Linked DNA regions of Homo sapiens: region 2 is linked to region 1. The links are chromatin loops, found by intact Hi-C in ENCODE. Cell type or tissue: heart right ventricle. All regions are shown on one strand. Each heading gives the region's core, and the rest is flanking DNA. Links, peaks and the distances in the headings are about the cores only.

Region 1 (9,204 bases), core at 709-8,708:
AAAGTGCGGCCATGGAGGAGTCATCCGTGGCACTCGCTCTCAGAGCCTGCATTTATCCTGCATGCACGTGTCAGGATGAGACTGTGCCATCCTGTTCCCTCTGCGGTCCCGACGCTGGTAGAGCCACCACAGGGTGGGCTTGGCAGGATGTGTCTCTTGCTCCCATCCTCCCTGGTTCCCCACCATCCCTGCAAGCTGAGTGGAGAAGCTGTGATGAGTCTACCTGGAAATGGCTTTGGAGCCCTGGGTCCTGGCATGGAGCTGGTGCCCATCAGTAGAATTACTTAATCTATCGTGCAACCCAGGAGTGTCTGGAAGCTTCTCTGCGTACCAGAGCAACGCTGCTCATCTCCTTTACCTGCAGAAAGGACAGGAAAGGAGTCCAGCCCTACTAAATTCAACTCAAAAAAGCCACTGCTCCCCTACTGCAAGCCCTCAGGGGCCCGAGCGCCAGGTGCCAAACCCAGGCCAACCCCAGGGCCAGAGCAAGGCCCCTCAGGTTCAGGGGGCCTGGGCAGCTGGGGCCAGACACACAGAAACTGCCAGAGCTTCTGCTGCCATGCTGAGCATGTTTCCTCAGCTTTAAAATGGTGACCTCAACAGTGACTGGGGCTAGGCAAGGTGGCTCTCACCTGTAATCCCAGCACTTTGGGAGGCCGAGGTGGGCGGATCACTTGATCACTAACCTCAGTCAGAGGTTAGTGAAAACAAAGGTGTCATTCTTCTCCCACCCAAGTGCATGGACCCCCTGAATTTGATCCCAAATCCCAAGTTAAGAAGCCTCCGGCCTATTCTAGGCTTTTCCTTGACCTTTAATGAGGCAGAGCCACATCCCAAAGCCCAACAAGGCAAGGGAAGATGCAGGACAATACTGTGCCCGTTCTGGGAAATTCACCCAAATCACCCTGGCTCCCTGGGCAGGGCCTGAACCTCTGCAGGTGCCATGGGCGGGCCAAGCTGCAGGTCAGGTAGGGTTGGGCCTGAGGGAAGAAGAGCAGCTGGGGGGCCGATCACCTTCATGGCCTCTTCAAGTTGGAAGAGACCATTCCCACCTCCTGAAGGAGAGAGGCCGGGCAGATCCATCGGGGCTGGGCCTGGGGCCGGGGCTGGGACATGATGGACGGGGCATGCAAGTTTCTTGCTCTGCGAAATATCCCCCCAGTGATGATCCAGAAGAACCAAGGCTCTTTCCAAGCTGTGCTCATTAGACAACTGCTTCTGAAGAAGTTGCTTCTTTCCCCACTATGATTCTACAGCCTTCGGTGTTGAGCAAGGGATGGTTGCCACACACCCTTGGGGTGGATGACTCTGGGCTCATTCTTGTCAATTCCTGACCAAAGAAATGTCCTTTGAAGGCAGGGAGACCTGGCTGAGCAGCCAGGTGGAGGAGGCAGTTGGCTACCCTCTCCTTGCCCTTGGCAACTTGACAGTCCCCCCAGGCAGGCTCTCAGGATGCCAAAGCCTCCAAGATGGCCCGTTTTCTTTCCTGCATCAGGCACAACCCAGGAAAGCTCCACTGGCCATCTTGGGACCGAGGTTTCCAGGGAGACCTTGCCCCATCACTGATGGGGAAGGCGCCTTCTCCCTTCCCCAAGCCCCATCCCAGACTCAGTCTGACCCCTGGGAGGCCAAGGAACATGGAGCTAGGCCTGCTGGGCAATGACTGGAAGCAACACTGCTCCCAGCCCCCAGCCCCCACAATGTAGCATATGGCTTGGTTTCAAATCCCAGTTCCACTGCTGTAATGTGGCGGCCATTCTCCCCCTGTAAAGGGCTATCTGGGCATTGGTCCTGGTGTTTAGTGCTTTATAGAATTTGACCTCAACTTTTAACCCTACTATCATTAAGTCTGTATCAGAGAATCAAGTGGTTTAACCAAGCTTGCACATACATGAGAGCCACACGTGAGAGCTTGAACCCAAACTCAGGTGGGCCTAGCTCCAAATCCACATTCTGTCAGTTGCAACCGTGTTTTTTCCTCCTCCTCCTCCTCCTCTTTCCAGCATGAGACATTGGGCAAGTTACTGTGACCTGTGGACCCATTTCTTCATCAGCAAGAAGAGGACAAGAATGTCTACCTCCGGGGGTCACTGTGAGGGTTAAAGGAGGTAGTTATGCAAAGCACTGGCCAGTGGGCTTGACAACTGCTTGACAAGAAGGGTTTGACAAGAGCCAGGATCTTGGCAGATGACGGCTCTGCATGCTCCCAGAGAAGCGGGAGGCAGGGCGGTGTGCCCAGGTTCCTTCCAACCCCTGACCCAGCATGTAGAGGAAGAGGCTGCTACCTGTCTAATATCTACGCTCCCTTTACTTGGCGTTGGAGTCCTGGAGTTTCCTCGGGGCACTTTCCAGTCCCGCTCGCAGTCAGGCGTGGATGTGACTGAGTTCTAGCTGTTGGGAAAATGGAGAAGTTATGGTGCAACTTCTGGGACATGCCCTTAAAACAGGCTTGCCCATCACTTTCTCTCCTCCCCTTTCCACTGGCTGGAATGCAGATGGGATGGCCGGGGCTGCGAAGGCCAGGGTGGACCAGGAAACCGCTGCCTTGCATGGAAGACGGCAGGGCAGGGAGAGAGGGGGTGGGAGTTGGAGAGAGAGGGAGAGAGGGGGAGAGAGTTGGAGCCCTGTGGGCCACAGCTGGCTCACACTCACCCTGTGACTGTGTGACAGGGAACTTCACCTCTGCTGCTGTCTGGACTCTAGCTGGAGCCAACTCCTGGCTTTGGATGCCCAGAGTGAAGCGCTCAGGCCTGTGTGGAAGTGGTAGCGTTCACCTGTGGTCCCCACCACTGCTACAGGAGCAGACAGTGCGAGGCAGAGTCCCAGGATGCCCCTCCCAGGGCTGCACCTCTGGGCAGGGGGAGGGACGAGGCCCTCTGTGCTCTTGGCTCTTCTACACGCACCATACTCACCTCTGAGACACACCCGCTCAAGATCATTCCATTTTCTAAGGAATCTGGCGTCATGCCCCTACGCCAGCATCAGAAGCACTTCTTACACTGTGAAGGCGCTATTTGGATTTTGTGGGCCAGCACACCACTGAGCACCACGGAAGCCACTGCTGAGAGCCACCGTGCTGGGGCACCTCCGGGTTCCTGTTCACAGCAGAGCCACCCTGCACGCAGGCTGCGCCACGGCATGACCTTCTCGGGCTGCCCGCTGTCTGAGGGGCGCCTGAAGGTGAGATCACAAAACACAGAACACGATGTTTACCCGTGAGCATACGCTTGAGCTCATGAGGTTCATGGTGACTATGAAAACGCACAAGGAGGGCAGGTAGCCCAGGGCCCACGGTGCAACCAGTGGGCGCAACGGTGCCGTGAGCTGGCGCTGCGGCCGTGAAGCTGCCTCCTGGAGCCATTTCGCCCCTCTGAATGGCGCTCGGGTTATTTTCAGACAAAGGAGCATCAACTGGAGGTTCTGCCTTTTCGAATGGATGGAATTACATTCCCAACTTCTATTTACCAGAGTTTCCAGGAGAGAATCACTCTCAGGAGGGGCAGACAGGATCAGGACTCTCCACGGAATCAACTTCATGGCTTCTAAAGCAACTTCAGGAGGCACAGGAATGGGGAGACCTCTCATCTGGGTGGGTTCCCCCTTCCCAGCTCATGAGAGGGGCAGATGCCAGCAGGCAGGCCTTGAGCCTTGGCTGGTGGGACAAGACCAAAGTCAGCCACCAGCAATGTCTCCAAGACTGATCCCAGCACACAAGGCAGGCAAAGAATTTTCTCAACTCTTTTTATTAAGTTAGAAAACTGATAAAAGCAACACAACTTTTGGGGAAAGCACCATGGCACGTCCTTTGTGCTATGTGATAAGTGTGCTTTATCTCAATGAAGCAACCCCACGGGTCCAGGCACCCTCCCTGCAGTCCCCGCGGCCAGGCTCCTGAGTGTGCCAGCAGAGCCGTCCCCTGGGACCACAGCCAAGTGCCTTCGGGCAGCTGGCCTGACACAGGCGGGGTCTGCTGGGTCTACAGGGTCCAAGGAGCCCCATGCAGCCAGTGCCCCATGGCGGGCGTGTCAGTGGGCAAACCCTGCCCAAAGGTCCCACCCCCAAGAGGCCTCCAGGACCCGCACCAAGGCATGGGGGACACTCGTGGCTGCTTAAGTAACTGGTATGTGCACAGCCCCCTCCGCGGCCCTAATCTTGAGCCAGCCAAGCAGTGTTCACACTGCAGGTGCCTGGGAAGCCCCAAGTTTGGACACCCTGCCCAGTCCCTGTCAGGGCACCAACACCCCTCCCTCTCAAATGGTGGCTTGGGAGTGAGCGAGAGGCATTAGGATGGTCACTGACAGGCGCCAACCTCTCCATAGCCCAGGTGTCAGGGAGGTGCTGGTGAGGGACCCCAGTGACTCAGGAGGTGACAGCAATGAACAAATGTTCAGCAGTTCTCTCGGGGCCATTCTTATCTTGGAGCTCAGGGAGCAAATGGGGGCCAAAACGCAAGAGGATGGTGAGGGTCCCGTCACTGTCCTCCACACTGAGATGGATGCGGCCCTGGTGGGATCTGCAGGGGACACCCTGGGGTCCCTCTGCTGTCTCCAGCTCACAGCTGCTCCTGGTCTTGGAGGGCAGCGTGGTCTCCTGGGGAGAAGCCCCCAGTGCTGTTGGCAGGTGTGTGCCATGGGGGTCACTGCTGCCTCTCAGGGTGGGCTCTGAGGAGGGGAGGGGAGGGGTGACCCCCAGGGCACTCGGAGCCTTGAGTCTGCTGCAGGCCCAGCTCCACTGAGTGGCCACGAGCAACTGTGTCCCCACCGGGCCACAGCACTGAGCAAGGCCCTGAGTAGGTGGGCTGGGACTTACAGCTTTGTGGAAGGGGCCCACAAACCTTGGAGGTCTGGGTGTCCTTTGCTAATAAGGCCTCATGGATGTCACTGAGGCCCCCCTGCAGTTTCTGCACCTTAAAAAATCTGTCTTGGTCACCTTTCTGGTCTCAACCCCTGGGAACCTAGTTTCCCAGGCCCAGGACACCATCTATAGATGGCAGTAGAGCCCCAGCAGGGCAGGCCAGGAGGGAAAGGATGTGTGGCAGTGCCGCAGCCCCAAAGCCCACCCGGGGCGCCTCCCTGCCCCTGCCTGCCCGGCCCCAGTCCAGGACCTGCCAAACAGGTGATCTCAAGGCTCTGCAAGTGTCCTTCTCCCCGACGCCAGGGTCAGTCCTGGTGGCAGTCCATGCCCCTCTGGGAGGTATGTCTTCCCACAAACCACTGCAAAGCTGAAGAGGCCCCCAGGGGCACGGATGCAAGAGATGCTTCTCTTCTCTTGCCTAAAGCTCAGAACAGCCCAAGGCTGCTGCTCCCCAGAGCTGGCAGGGCCCCTTCCACCTCTCGGAGTGCTGGCCCAGGGCCGGCTTAGCTCCCGCTGTGGCAGACAAGCAAGGCCACGCTGTGACACTGAAGGCCGCGGTCTGTGGAGGGAGGAGAGGAAGAGAAAATCAATCAGTGGCCACATTGTTCTGTTCTGACCTGATCTGGAACAAAATGACAATGACACAGCTGCCCATGAGGCTCGGGCGTGAGAACGCCAGATCCACCATTCACCGGCAGCGCAGTCTGGTGATTCAGGCACCCCAGGCCTGCTTTCCCCACTGAGTGGCAGGTGACTCAGGTGTCAACTTGATTGGATTCGGGGATACCCAGACGCCCGGGGACACATTACGTATTCTCAGTGCTGGAAGGGAAACCCAGGCGGCTTGGTACTTGATTCGAATGGCCAGGCCGCCCCAGTGAGTCTGTGCTTCCAGAGGTGACCGGCGTGAGAGCCGTGGTTGCAGGTGAGCACCATCAGATGGGCAGGGGCCCTGGTGGAATAAAAAGCTAAGGAAATGGGGACTCAGGTTTCTTTCTTCTGGAGCTAGGTTGCTCTTTTCCTGCCATCGGGCATCAGAGCTCCAGGTTCTCTGGCCTCTGGGACTTGCTGCCCACCACCCCACCCCCACCCCAGGCTCTTGGCTCTTTGTCCTTGGGCTGAGGTCTGTCCCCAGCTCTCCTGGTTCTGCAGCTTGCAGCCTATCATGGGACTTCTCAGCCTCTATCACCAAGTGAGCCAATTCCCCTAATAGAGTAAGTTCCCTCTCACATACCACTCCGAGGCCCTGAAAGGAAAAGGTGAGCCCTCTCGCACAGGCGGGCACAGGCAGGCGGAGCACTCTAGCAACCCTGAGTGTTCATGCACTCCATAAGGCAAGGAGCCTCAGCAAAGCAGTGATTAATGGTGACGCTGTCCGCGGTTTTTGGCTTTGGTTGTATTTAAGCTGTACGTGTTAGTTTTAGTTGTGTAAGAACAAGAACATAAGGGGCTTTCTAGTTGTATGCTTGTGTGTATTAAGTAACCTTAGTTACATTTCAATTAAACACTGAAGCCAGCACTGAGGCTCCACGGCTGTCCCCTTTAAGTGGGGTACACCTCTCCATCCCACACAGTGCTGGGCCGTCTGTTCTCTGAAGGCTGCTTTGCAGGAATTCTGCCCTCCCCACGTGCTCAAGTTGTTTCCAGATACAGAGGCTGGGTTCGGCGACTGAGAAGGCCCCCAAATCCCTTCAAGCTCCTCACAAGTGAGAAGCTGGGGTCACAGGGGCCCTAACCATCCTGAGATGCTCTAAGACTGCAAACCCGAACCTCTGGGGCCTGGCTGCCCGGTCTTGGCCCCATCCCAGCACGCCACATGCTGACATGTGGTCCCTTCAGGGCAAGGCCTCACTGCTACCTGGAACTAAACAGCCACGCTACCTACCTGGGGGTGTCCCCCAAGGCACCCTGAGTTGCTGAAAGGAATACAGATGACAGCTAGAGGCACAGGGGTTGGGGAGCCTCGGGGCCAGGCTCCTGTGTTCCCTCTCAGGCTGGGTCCCTTTGTTCCCTCTCAGGCTGGGTCCCTTTAATTTTTGGCAGGTGCTCCCTGGGGCCTGGCCTCAACTGTGAAATGGGCTAATCCTCCAGCTTGCAGAGTGGACAAGGGTCAGCGGCCGCCCTGCACTTCCTGTGTGCAGCAGGTCTTGGCCAACGTGCATCCTGTGGGTTGTTGGTGTAGGGCCTGCCCCACTAGGCTCAGCCTGCCCCATCAAGGGTGGGATGCTGCTCTATCCCCCAGCCTGGCACAGGAACGAATGACTGCTGATGCCTGGACGGACGGACTCCGTCCTGGGCACTTGCTTAGCCAGGCCCAACCCTCAAGGCTGGCAGAAATCCTCAGGCCTGTGCTCTGGGATTTCCCATCTGTAGCAACTTCTTTAAGACAGGAGAGAATGTACTGTACTGTCCCTCCTGCAGCAGTGACGGAGCCCACAGTGGATTAATGAGCTCGGCCTTTCCCAGAGCCAGGACTGGAACCCTGCCCTGCACCCCAGTGGCTAGGCCCCAGCAACACCCTGAAGAGAAGACAAGCTGTCGGCAGCCGGATGCCTGCCTTGCATTCGGCAGCCCCCCCATGCTGGAGGCGGGTGGGAAAGAAGGGTTGGGAGTCTGCGCCTTAAAGGGCCTGGAGTACGGGGTGCCCAGTGGGAGAGAAAGAGAGAGAAGGAGAGAATGTTCACAGCAAGATCACCCTTAGTGGGTAAGCGGGGGCCTCCTGCAGCCGCTGGCTGCTATCCCCTAGGCTGTGGATCCAACCGCAACACTGGAGCAAGGGGCTGCCCTGGAGGTCGCTCAGGTTCCAGCTCAGCAATTCCCCGCCGCTTCTGGACGGCTGCTGGCCAAGCCTGTGCTCTGTGCCAGGGGCGCAGACGTGAGGATGCCCGTGGCCAGCTCCCCAGAGGCGCCTGCAGGCAGGCGGCACACTCAGGGCTCAAGTCCTGCTCCAGCCCTGACTCACCATTCATGTGATGCCAACTGTCTCACCTCTCAGAGTCCTAGTGGGCGCCCTCCAACAGCAGGACCTACGACAAACAGCTCTGGAGAATGACAGGGAACTCGATGCAGACGCTCACACCTATGAAGAGCTCCAACAGGTGGCCAGAACAGGGGAAAAAAAATGCTTGTGGACAAACAGGGGCCATGATCTGGGGTGCAGAGGCCACAGTGTGCAGGGGACCTCCTGGTGGCTTCTGAAGCTAACGTCAGAGTCTTACAGGATGGATGGAAAGGGGCCTCCAGGGACAGGGGCAGTTGGGCCCAGCTGGAGGCAGGAGACTCAGCCATGCTCGTGGGGACTAGCGAGAGCTGGACTTCTCACCAGCATCCTTGGCCTGATCCCCACTGCTGCCTGGGAGAGTAGCGTCAGGGAGGGAAACGTAGGGAGCGGGGTGGTCACAGAAGCCATCTCGGGCCCAGGCACTGCCAGACGACATTCTAGGTGGCAGACGACGATGCGCTGGTTGGGGCTGCAGGCAGCCAAGCTCAGTGGGAAGTGCCATGGTCACCAGGGGCACCCACCGCGGGGGAGGTGGCAGGAGTGCTTTGTTTCCACCCTTCCTGGCCCCGGTCTGCGGCTGCCTGAGTTGGGGGCTCTCCTCTGGCTCAGCCCTGACAGCTCCGCAGTGGCCGCCTGAGCAGCGAGAGCTCTGCTTGCAGCCACTGTGGCTCCATTTCCTGGTGACCCAGGGAAGGCCAGGCATGCCCGGGCAGCGGCTTCTGGGCTGCAGGCCCTTCTATGGAGAGCCCAGCTCACTCCCTGCCTTTGAAGAGAACTCGGACACTGAGCTGTCCAGGCAGAAGCTGGACAGGAGGAGCTTTGCAGAGCATGGGAACAACCCAGGGTCATAGTGAGGGGACAGAAGCCACGGGATTGGGGTGGCCTCAGGCTGAGGAGGGGCTGCGCGGAGGGTCTCTGGATGGCCACCAGGCCCATGAGAAGGAAGCAGCTGGAACGCAAGGCAGTGGCAGAAGCTTAAGAGCAACCCGGACTCAGCGCAGCAGCCAAGGAAGCACACAGCCCAGAACGCCTTGGGGACATGGCTCTGGGATGACAGGGTCTGGAAGTAGCTTCCCCATCAGATCTGGGACTGGCTCAGTCTTGTGTGTCCGCTTCCTCATCCCTAAATGGAGCTGATGACAGCAATCCCATTACAGACTGAGGAGGACTCCAGTGGGCACAGGGCAAGTGCCTGCTGAGGAACAGCAGTCATGGGTGGACAGGCCTTTCAGAGGGAGGGGCTAAGCAGAGACATCTAGAGGCCCTTGCAGCCCACAGCACCCCAAAACCATCAGCATCAGCATCTCCCTGTCCTCCATCGCTACCCCTTTTAAGCTGCTTCTGAAACT
Region 2 (9,204 bases), core at 532-8,531, 65 kb after region 1:
TCTGTTTTTTCTTTTCTTTTCCTTCCCTTGCTTTTCTTCTTCTTTTTGCCCAGGCTGGAGTGCAGTGGCACGATCTCGGCTCACTGCAACCTCTGCCTCTCAGGTTCAAGCGAATCTCCTGCCTCAGCCTCCCCAGTAGCTGGGACTTATAGGCGTGCGCCACCACTCCCAGCTAATTTTTGTATTTTTGGTAGAGCTGGGGTTTCCCTGTCTTGGCCAGGCTGGTCTCGAACTCTGGGCCTCCAGTGATCTGCCTGCCTTGGCCTCCCAAAGTGCTGATATTATAGGTGTGAGCCCCTGCGCCTGGCCTGAAGTTGCCTGTGACTAAAAGTCACAACTTTTAGTTGTGAGATGCATGTTTCTCTGACTGGACCACATGGCTTCTTGATACTTAAATGATCAACAAGTTAATTTGGAAAATAGAGCAGCTACTATGCTTAAAATATGGGACATGCTAAGATATTAGATTCAGCCACCCTACTTTCTGACATATATATGAGGCTTTAATCTTATTATCAAGCAAAAAATAAAAACAAAAAACACAACCCCAAACAACAATAACAAAGCAAGACATCTGCAGAATTGTGTTATGCTCAATTTGTGGGGGCCCTTGCATATGCCCTACATTTTCTCAGATGCCTTTTTCCTTGTAAGACTAAAATATAAAATGAGTATTTGTCCTTATAAATGGTACAAGTCTCACTTGCAAAATGATCTAACTTGTATATATCCAGGGTCATAATACCTTGTATCAGACAAGGGGTTAAGACGGGAACAAGTCAACCCTGTTGTCAGGGAATGCGCGGTTTAGTGGAGGAGGTAGAGGAGGTGGACCAGCTAAGAGACAGTTACAAAATGACGTGATGCTTGCTGTTATAGCGGAGTGTTCAGATGAGTCAAGGATTTAATTATCATAGCTGACAATGTACATTTTTATACATGCTCACTTTGACAGTGCATATATTAAAACTGAAGCATTACAGAGACAATTGGCTTGGTCCCTAAACCGAGATGACTTAGAGACTCATGAGACACTTACATTTTTGTGAGATAGCCTGTTGTCGTGGAAACATGCCTCAGCCTCCCCAGTAGTTGGGATTACTGGCACGTGCGTGCCACCACACTGGATCCCAAATGCCTAGGTTTGATTCCCATTCCTACTTTTTATTTCTATTCAGGAAGTTCCTTAACCCTCTCTACGACTCAGTTTCCTCATTTGTAAAAGCATGGGGTCCAGGAGCCATGGCTCATGCCTGTGATCTTTGGGAGGCTGAGGCAGGAGAATCGCTTGAACCCGTGGGGGCAGAGGTTGATATGAGCTGAGATCACACTACTACTGCATTCCAGTCTGGGAGACAGCGAGGCTCTGTCTCAAAAAATAATAATAATAATAATAATAATAATAATAATAATAAAAGAAGAGCACCAAAGAGCTAGCCCTTTTCTCTCCATGCGAAGGCACTAAGGCTTTGTAGGGACAGAGCAAGAGGCAGCCATTTGCGAGCCAGGAGGAGATACTGAATCAGCTGACCAGATACCGAATCAGCCAGAAACTTGATCTTGGACATCTAGCCTCCAGAACTGTGAGAAAATGTATTTGTGTTGTTTAAGCTACCCAGTCTGGAGGTTTTTGGTTTTTTCTTTTTTTTTTTTTGACAGGCTCTCGCTCAATTGTTCAGGCTGGAGTGCAGTGGTGCAATCTCAGTTCACTGCAACATTTACCTCCTGGACTCCACTATCCTTCCATTTCAGCCTCCTGAGTAGCTGGGACTATAGGCGCGCACCGCTATGCCCAGCTAATTTTTTGTATTTTTCATAGAGACAGGATTTTACTATGGTGCCCAGGCTGGTCTAGAACTCCTGGGCTCAAATAATCAGCCTGCCTTGGCCTCCCAAAGCTCTGAGATTACAGGCATGAGCCACCATGCCTGACCTGCAGTCTGGAGCTTTTTTTTTATTATGAAAGTCTGAGCAGCCTGATACAATAATGTTCCAATCTCTGTTATTTTCTGTTATTATTATTATTTTTTTTGAAAAGGAGTTTCATTCTTGTGGTCCAGGCTGGAGTGCCATGGCACAATCTTGGCTCTCTGCAACCTCCGCCTCCCAGGTTGAAACAATTCTCCTGCCTCAGCCCCCTGAGTAGCTGGAATTACAGGTGCCAGCCACCACTCCTGGCTAATTTTTGTATTTTTCGTAGATATGGGGGTCTTGCCATGTTGGCCAGGCTGGTCTCGAACTCCTGACCTCAGGTGATCCACCTGCCTTGGCCTTCCAAAGTACTGAGATTACAGGCATGAGCCACTGCACCTGGCCTTTTTTTTTGTTTTTTGGATAGGAGACATCCTAATGGGAGTGAGGTGTGGGCTTAAGAAATAGAAACCATGGTGGTTCCTAACCTTATCCAGAGCAGAGAATCTAAGAATCTGGTGAAAACTCTGCGCCTTCTCCCTAGAGAAACGCCCATAAATATATCATTTCGCATAAAATTTAAGTAAGTTTCTCTAAGGCACCATAAACCTCAAATTATAAATCCTCGACCTAGCGTAACGAAGTGTTCTTAGATCAGTAAAACATACTCAGCAGTTTTTAAGAATTGCATTGGTAGGCCCGGCATGGTGGCTCCCACCTGTAATCCCAGCACTTTGGGAGGTTGAGGTGGGTGGATCACTGGAGGTCAGGAGTTTGAAACCAGCCTGGCCAACATGGCAAAATCCCGTCTCTACTAAAAATACAAAAATTAGCCGGGCGTGATGGTGTGTGCCTGTCATCTCAGCTACTCGGGAGGCTGAGGCAGGAGAATCGCTTGAACCTGGGAGGTGGAGGTTGCAGTGAGCCGAGATCACGCCACTGCACTCTAGCCTGGGTGACAGAGCGAGACTCTGTCCCAAAAAAAAAAAAAAAAAAAGAATTGCACTGGTAGTTGTCTTCTCTATTTCTTCCATATACTTATTGGGCATTTATTATCTGGCTAGTGCTGTGCTAAATACTCAATTATATTATTATATATATAATATTATACATACTTATTTACATTGCATGTTGTATTTTTATACAATAAAAACTATATTATATATAATTATTATATATTGTATTTTTCTACCTTAAAACAACCGTGTGGAATAAAGCTATTTTACCACTTTGCAGATGAAGAAACAGGCTGATGGAGGTTGGTCATCTATTCAAGGTTCCCACTGCAGTCCCTGGAGGAGCTGGGATTCTTTGAGCTTAAAGATGTTAGTGTAACTGGGGACATGTACAGACACTGTGTGAGAAGGCAGCACCCATGGCAGATGCCTGGGGCTAGTGAGCACCCTCTAATATTTTCTGGGAGGGGGCAATTATTTGCAATAGTTGACTCCGCCCAAGTTTATCAACAGATGTCCAATCGCTGACCTTCAGATGCTTTCTAGAATTCCTGGGGTTCCTAAAGCTTCCTAATGCTTTGATGACAACCTCTCTTCTAGGAGTCCAAGGGGGTAGCACTGTGTTTCAATGATGAGGTCAACAGAGAAAGACTACCCAGAACAAAATCAGAATGTCCTGTTTTATGAAGATAAATCAGACATAGAAGTGGGAAATTAAAAAATATATATATCGTGGAACTTCCTATTTTCACTTCTGCTACCATGACTACCATTCAGGGATCCATAGCACTTGAAATCAAGCAGGCATAGTATCTGTTCAATCTACTAAAAAATACTGAAAAATAAAGGAAGTGCCATAGCCTTGCTGCCAGAGCTACTCATTTTCTTTTGCTTTTTTTTTTTTTTTTTTTTTTTTGGAGACAGAGTTTTGCTCTTTTTGCCCAGGCTGGAGTGCAATGGCGCGATCTTGGCTCACCACAACCCCTGCCTCCTGGGTTAAAGTGATTCTCCTGCCTCAGCCTCCTGAGCAGTTGGGATTACAGGCATGTGCCACCATGCCAGGCTAATTTTGTATTTTTAGTAGAGACGGGATTTCTCCATGTTGGTCAGGCTGATCTCAAACTCCCAACCTCAGGTGATCCACCTGCCCCGGCCTCCCAAAGCGCTGGGATTACAGGAGTGAGCCACCGCGCCAGGCCTCTTTTGCATTTTTGTAAATGGCAGCCATTACTGAGCCATGTTATCACCTACTGGAAAGGGATATTCCTTGGCCCTGGACAGTGATAGCAGTGGCAAATCATTATGGGTTTGCAACAAGCTCAATTCTTGCCTCCTCAGAAGAAAGAATTCAACCAAAGGGCATAAGGCAGAGTGACAGACAGAGGCAAGTTTTAGAGCAGGAGTGAAAGTTTATTAAAAAGCTTTACAGCAGGAACGAAATGAAGTAAAGTACACTTGGAAGAGGGCCAAGCGGGAGACTTGAGAGAGTCAAGTGCACTGCTTGACCTTTGACTTGGGGTTTTATACAATGGCATGCTTCCGGGCTCTGCATCTCTTCTTCTTGATTCTTCCTTGGGATGGGCTGTCTGGGTGCACAGTGGCCTGCCAGCACTTGGGAGGGGCCACATGTGCAGTGTATTTAACTGGAGTTGTGTGCATGCTCACTTGAGGCATTCTCCCCTTACCAGTGTTCCTGGAGGAAGGTCATATACTGGTTAAACTCCGTCATTTTGCCCCTTAGTGTACATACTTGAGCCCACTCACCCAACTCTAGAGATCTCACTGGGAAGCTGCTGATTGCTAGTTTCAGGTGTTTCTCTCTACTAGGAGACTGCCTTTCCCTGGCACCAGCTGTGACCAATTCCTAGGTTGGTGCAAAAGTAATTGCGGTCTTTGTCATTAAAACCAATAACAAAAACCACAATTACTTTTTACTGACCTAAAGATTAATTTAGGGAGACAGTGTAACAAATGCTTTACCATCACCTGATGGTTGCCTGACATTCCTGGTGGTTGGGAGGGTTCCTCTCCTGCCCTGCTCATGGCTGGCTAGCTACCTACTGTAACAAGAGCACAGGCTGTCAAGCAGGTTTTTGGCTTCCCAGACAGGGCCCATGGATTTTGTGAATGCAGCCACTATTTATTGATGTAATCGCTCCACCCTATAGGGCTGGAGTTGTGCTTGGCCACAGAGTGCCAGATGGCCATTAGGTACCAGCTGCTTCCACCCAAGAACACTGTCACTCACAGAATGCAGCTGCACAGATACCAAGATGGAAGCCCCAACAGTTATCATGGATGTTAAGAAATCCTACCGCCACTTCAAATCACAAGACTAGCTAACATATACTGAATGCTTATCACACATCGGGTGCTGTGCTAAGCACTTCATGTGGATTATTAGTTCCTTAAATCCTTCCGACAAGCTATCATTTGACTTTCTAGGGACTCTTCTAAGAATAAAACTATCCTTGAACTACAGCACTGTTTTAGGAATTGTGGGAGTCTTCCCTTCCAACCCAACTCCTGTGTTCTCTTGGGGAATCCTTGAAGAGCTCAATGACTACTGCCCACTAAGTGCCCTCACACTACATGCTCCTTGTCAGCTTTACAGGACATGCGGATCCTGGGAGCCTTACCTCATTCTCTGTTGAAGAGAAGATACAATATAGTTTTTTGTTTATTGCCTGTGTGATGCTAGATCAGCTTGTGCCTTAAACTTGGTATTGAAGGGGTGACCTAGACAGAAACTGCCCAAAGAGTGAAATTTATTTACTAATAAGTATGAATTGTCTGCATGCAAAGGATGCATTTTATTGGAAAAATTTATCATGTCAACATATTTTTACCATATTATCTTGGCTATATTATAACAGTATAATGGAAAGTTATTGACAGGAAGGAACCTATGTTTTCAGTAAACCATCATGGACCATAGAATAAGTCTGCCACTGAAAAGGCTGTATTTATGATTATTGTAGGCAACTTGAGAAAAACCCCTGAGGGAACTTATGGCCAGGTGCAGTGGCTCACACCTGTAATCCCAGCACTTTGGGAGGATGAGGTGGTTGATTCCTTGAGCTCAGGACAAGGCAAAACTCCATCTCTACAAAAAATAGAAAAATTAGCCGGGCGAGGTGGTGTGTACTTGTAGTCCCAGCTACTCAAGAGGCTGAAGTGGGGGGATCACCTGAGCCCAGGGAGGTCAAAGCTGCAGTGAGTCATGTTTGCGCTACTGCATTCCAGCCTGGATGACAGAGCAAGACCCTTTCTCAAAAAAAGAAGTGATCTAGATTTTTTTTTAAAACATGCTGATAGTACAGAAACGTTCCTGGGGAATAATTTGACTGCAAGAGACGTTTTCAAAAAGAACTAAGATAGTTTTGATCCTATCTCAAACCTCCCCTTTAATGATTGAGGCTTTACATCAGTTATTTACAAGAAACCTGGAATGTCAGACAATACAATTTGTAATAATGGTGCAATTACAAAATTTGTGTCTGAAGGTTTTATGAGTCGTTATCAGCACAGCCTATTACTCAGTGGTCTAAGAGAATGGCCACAAAGTTGCTGCAAGTATCTCATCCCTCAGCACACAAGAACTGCCTGTGTAGAAGTACTAATCTGTCGGCATCTCTGGACTTGCTTCAGTCATTTCTGATCAGATTTAGCTTACTGTCTCTAAGACAAACAAGAGTATATTTGGGTTATTTATTTGTATCTATTCAGCTCTTTATCAGAGTGTTTTTTTTTTTTTTTTTTTTTTTTGAGACAGAGTCTCATTTTGATACCCAGGCTGGAGTGCAGTGGTGCAATCTCGGCTCACTGCACCCTCTGCCTCCTGGGTTTGAGAGATTCTCCTGCCTCAGCCTCCCGAGTAGCTGGGATTACAGGCACCCACCACCATGCCCAGCTAATTTTTGTATTTTTAGTAGAGATGGGTTTTCACCATGTTGGCTAGGCTGGTCTAGAACTCCTGACCTCAAGTAATTTGCCCATCTCAGCCTCCCAAAGTGCTGGGATTACAGGCGTAAGCTGCCGCACCTGGCCCTATTTGGCTGCTCCTGTTAGCCCTTTTGCACGGGGCTGGATTCCCTCAATTCACTTTTCCACGCAGACAGCTGGAGTAGGGACAATCAAATTATTTACTTTATAAATTATGCCATTATTACTTCTAAGAGTACTGGTGTCCATTACATCCTTTTCAAAGACTTTCACTGATCAGCTGAGATATCTGGCTTTTTAAGATCCATATTTTTTCTTTATCTTTGCCTCACTGTTTATCGATAGATATACCTGAAAATATAAAAGATTAACATGGTCCAGGGAAGCCAGTGTTTATGGAGTAACTATTTAAAGATAACTGGAGCGGACACTTGTTACTCTAGAAATTTCCCTGTATCTTCTGTTCCCATCCATATGGCTACTTTAGGAGTTGCCATCTTGGTTCAATGCCAGTCTGCCACTGGGCACAGTTGATTGGACCAAATTTAGCTTGCAAGTCAAGCTAGGCCAATCAAAGTTATTTCATGGAGAACTGGATTTGGAAAACAGAGGGTACTGTTTTTCTTTCTGGAAGCTTGATTGACAGGTGTCAAATATGCAAGCTGTTGGCAGCTTTGTGGTTTAGGGAGTACAGGGGTTGGTCCATAGCCAGAAGAAAAAGAGAAGCCAACACAACAAAGAGGGTAGAGGCTGGAGACAGAGGGTATTTTTGTTTCCTGGGGCTGCTGTAACAAATTACCACAAACTGGGTGGCTTATAATGACAGAAAATTAGGCCGGGTGCAGTGGCTCATGCCTGTAATGCCAGCACTTTGGGAGGCCGAGGCGGGCGGATCACGAGGTCAGGAGTTCAAGACTAGCCTGATCGATATGGTGAAACCCCATCTCTACTAAAAATACAAAAATTAGGCGGGTGTGGTGATGGGCACCTGTAATCTCAGCTACTCGGGAGGCTGAGGCAGGAGAATTGCTTGAACCTGGGAGGCAGAGGTTGCAGTGAGCCAAGATTGTGCCACTGCACTCCAGCCTGGGCGACAGAGCAAGACTCCGTCTCAAAAAAAAAAAAAAAAAAAAAGAAAAAAGAAATCTATGTCACAATGTCACATACCCTTATCTAAACCAATTACCAACAAAGGGTTTGGGAACCCATGATTGGCTTGGACCTATGAGGATTCAGCCCTTGGGCTGGGGCTGTGATCAACCCCTTGTGAAACACAAAGCTGAGCACAGGAGGGCAGATGCTGTTCTGAATCGAAAGAGGAAAGGAGGGTGGGTGAGAAACGCATGTTAAGTAGGCAACCAGCAGTGTCAGTGACACATGGCCGACTTATGTTTTCAAAATCCCAAATGACTCCAGGCACTTTCCACCAGATTTTTTAGCTTACCTCTAAACAGCCATCCATGTGCTGTAGGCAAATTTTGGCAGGAAGTGCCAGAAGGTAGCATCTCGCCCCTGTTCTAATCTGCTTACTGTGCCTCTGACATCAGTAGCACAAAGGGTAAAAATCAGTGCAGTCAGCTCTCCTAATGGCTGTATGACTTTGGAAGTGGCTGTTTGGAAGGTGGTTTTAAGAGACCTGTAAAAGGACAGACATGCTTCATGGTTGTGGCTCCCAGGTAACAACTCTGAAGGACTCAACACCTGGATTCCTGGCCAGAGCCCCTCAGGTGGCCTCCATGTAGGTGCCATAGCAAAGAATCCCATTTTTTTTCATCTAGGAAAAGGGAACAAAGGTGTGGTTCCGATCAGGGTGGTTGGTTTAAGTCCACAAAAATCATCTGTTAAGCAACTACTAAAGGCAAAGATGGACCAAATTGACCTGTTCTTTGTGGGCAGTCTCCATCCAGCTGCTACAGGCTCTAAATGAGCCACCATATAGTATGGCGGCTCATACTATCGGCTCAAGATAGTTGACCTTACAGGTCACCTGTGGAAAGCCATGGAACCCTGGCAGCAGGAACTATTTCTCTTTGGGACCAGGTTCTTGGAGAGAGAGACTAGGCTCAGCTTTCCTGCAACTTGCAGGGTTGAGTCAGGGTCATCTGGCCTGAGGCAGAGGCAGTCACTTGTGGGGACGGTGGGGAGTCTGTCCTAGTCCTCTCACCCCACCCTGGAGAGTTACCACCACTGAGGAAGGAGGAAGGAGATGTTTCTGTTTGTCATCTCATGACATCATCACAGCAGCAAATGATGTGGGCATGGTTGGGAGTGGTGGCTGATGCCTGTAATCCCAGCACTTTGGGAGGCTGAGGCAGGCGGATCACTTGAGGTCAGGAGTTTGAGACCAGCCTGACCAACATGGTGAAACCCTGACTCTACTAAAAATATAAAA

The links. Hi-C counts contacts between places; a loop is a spot of excess contacts. Peaks named below come from ENCODE experiments on the same cell type or tissue, not always from the same donor. Only the 100,000 strongest peaks of a DNase experiment are listed, where the experiment ranks them.
Region 2: it touches region 1 in a loop (2.7-fold over the local background); 16 of 110 quality-filtered maps call a loop at or near these places.

The regions. Positions count from the first base shown.
Region 1 is chr15:85,755,599-85,764,802 of GRCh38, forward strand. KLHL25 (kelch like family member 25) reads right to left here. Exons shown (of 3, transcript NM_022480.4): 3 at 3,728-5,413. LINC02883 (long intergenic non-protein coding RNA 2883) reads right to left here and starts at 3,127. Exons shown (of 6, transcript NR_120366.1): 1 at 2,913-3,127; 2 at 2,653-2,750; 3 at 2,286-2,391; 4 at 224-358; 5 at 1-57. RefSeq lists enhancers at 5,004-5,505, 6,322-7,055, 7,790-8,523, 8,524-9,204. In heart right ventricle, for the core only: a CTCF peak has its summit at 4,975; DNase peaks (open chromatin) are centred at 3,931 and 7,343; H3K27ac peaks cover 1,820 bases.
Region 2 is chr15:85,820,912-85,830,115 of GRCh38, forward strand. MIR548AP (microRNA 548ap) reads left to right here and starts at 4,724; the gene lies at 4,724-4,819. It also overlaps the pseudogene RNU6-231P. In heart right ventricle, for the core only: no CTCF peak of the experiment used is centred there; no DNase peak of the experiment used is centred there; H3K27me3 peaks cover 276 bases.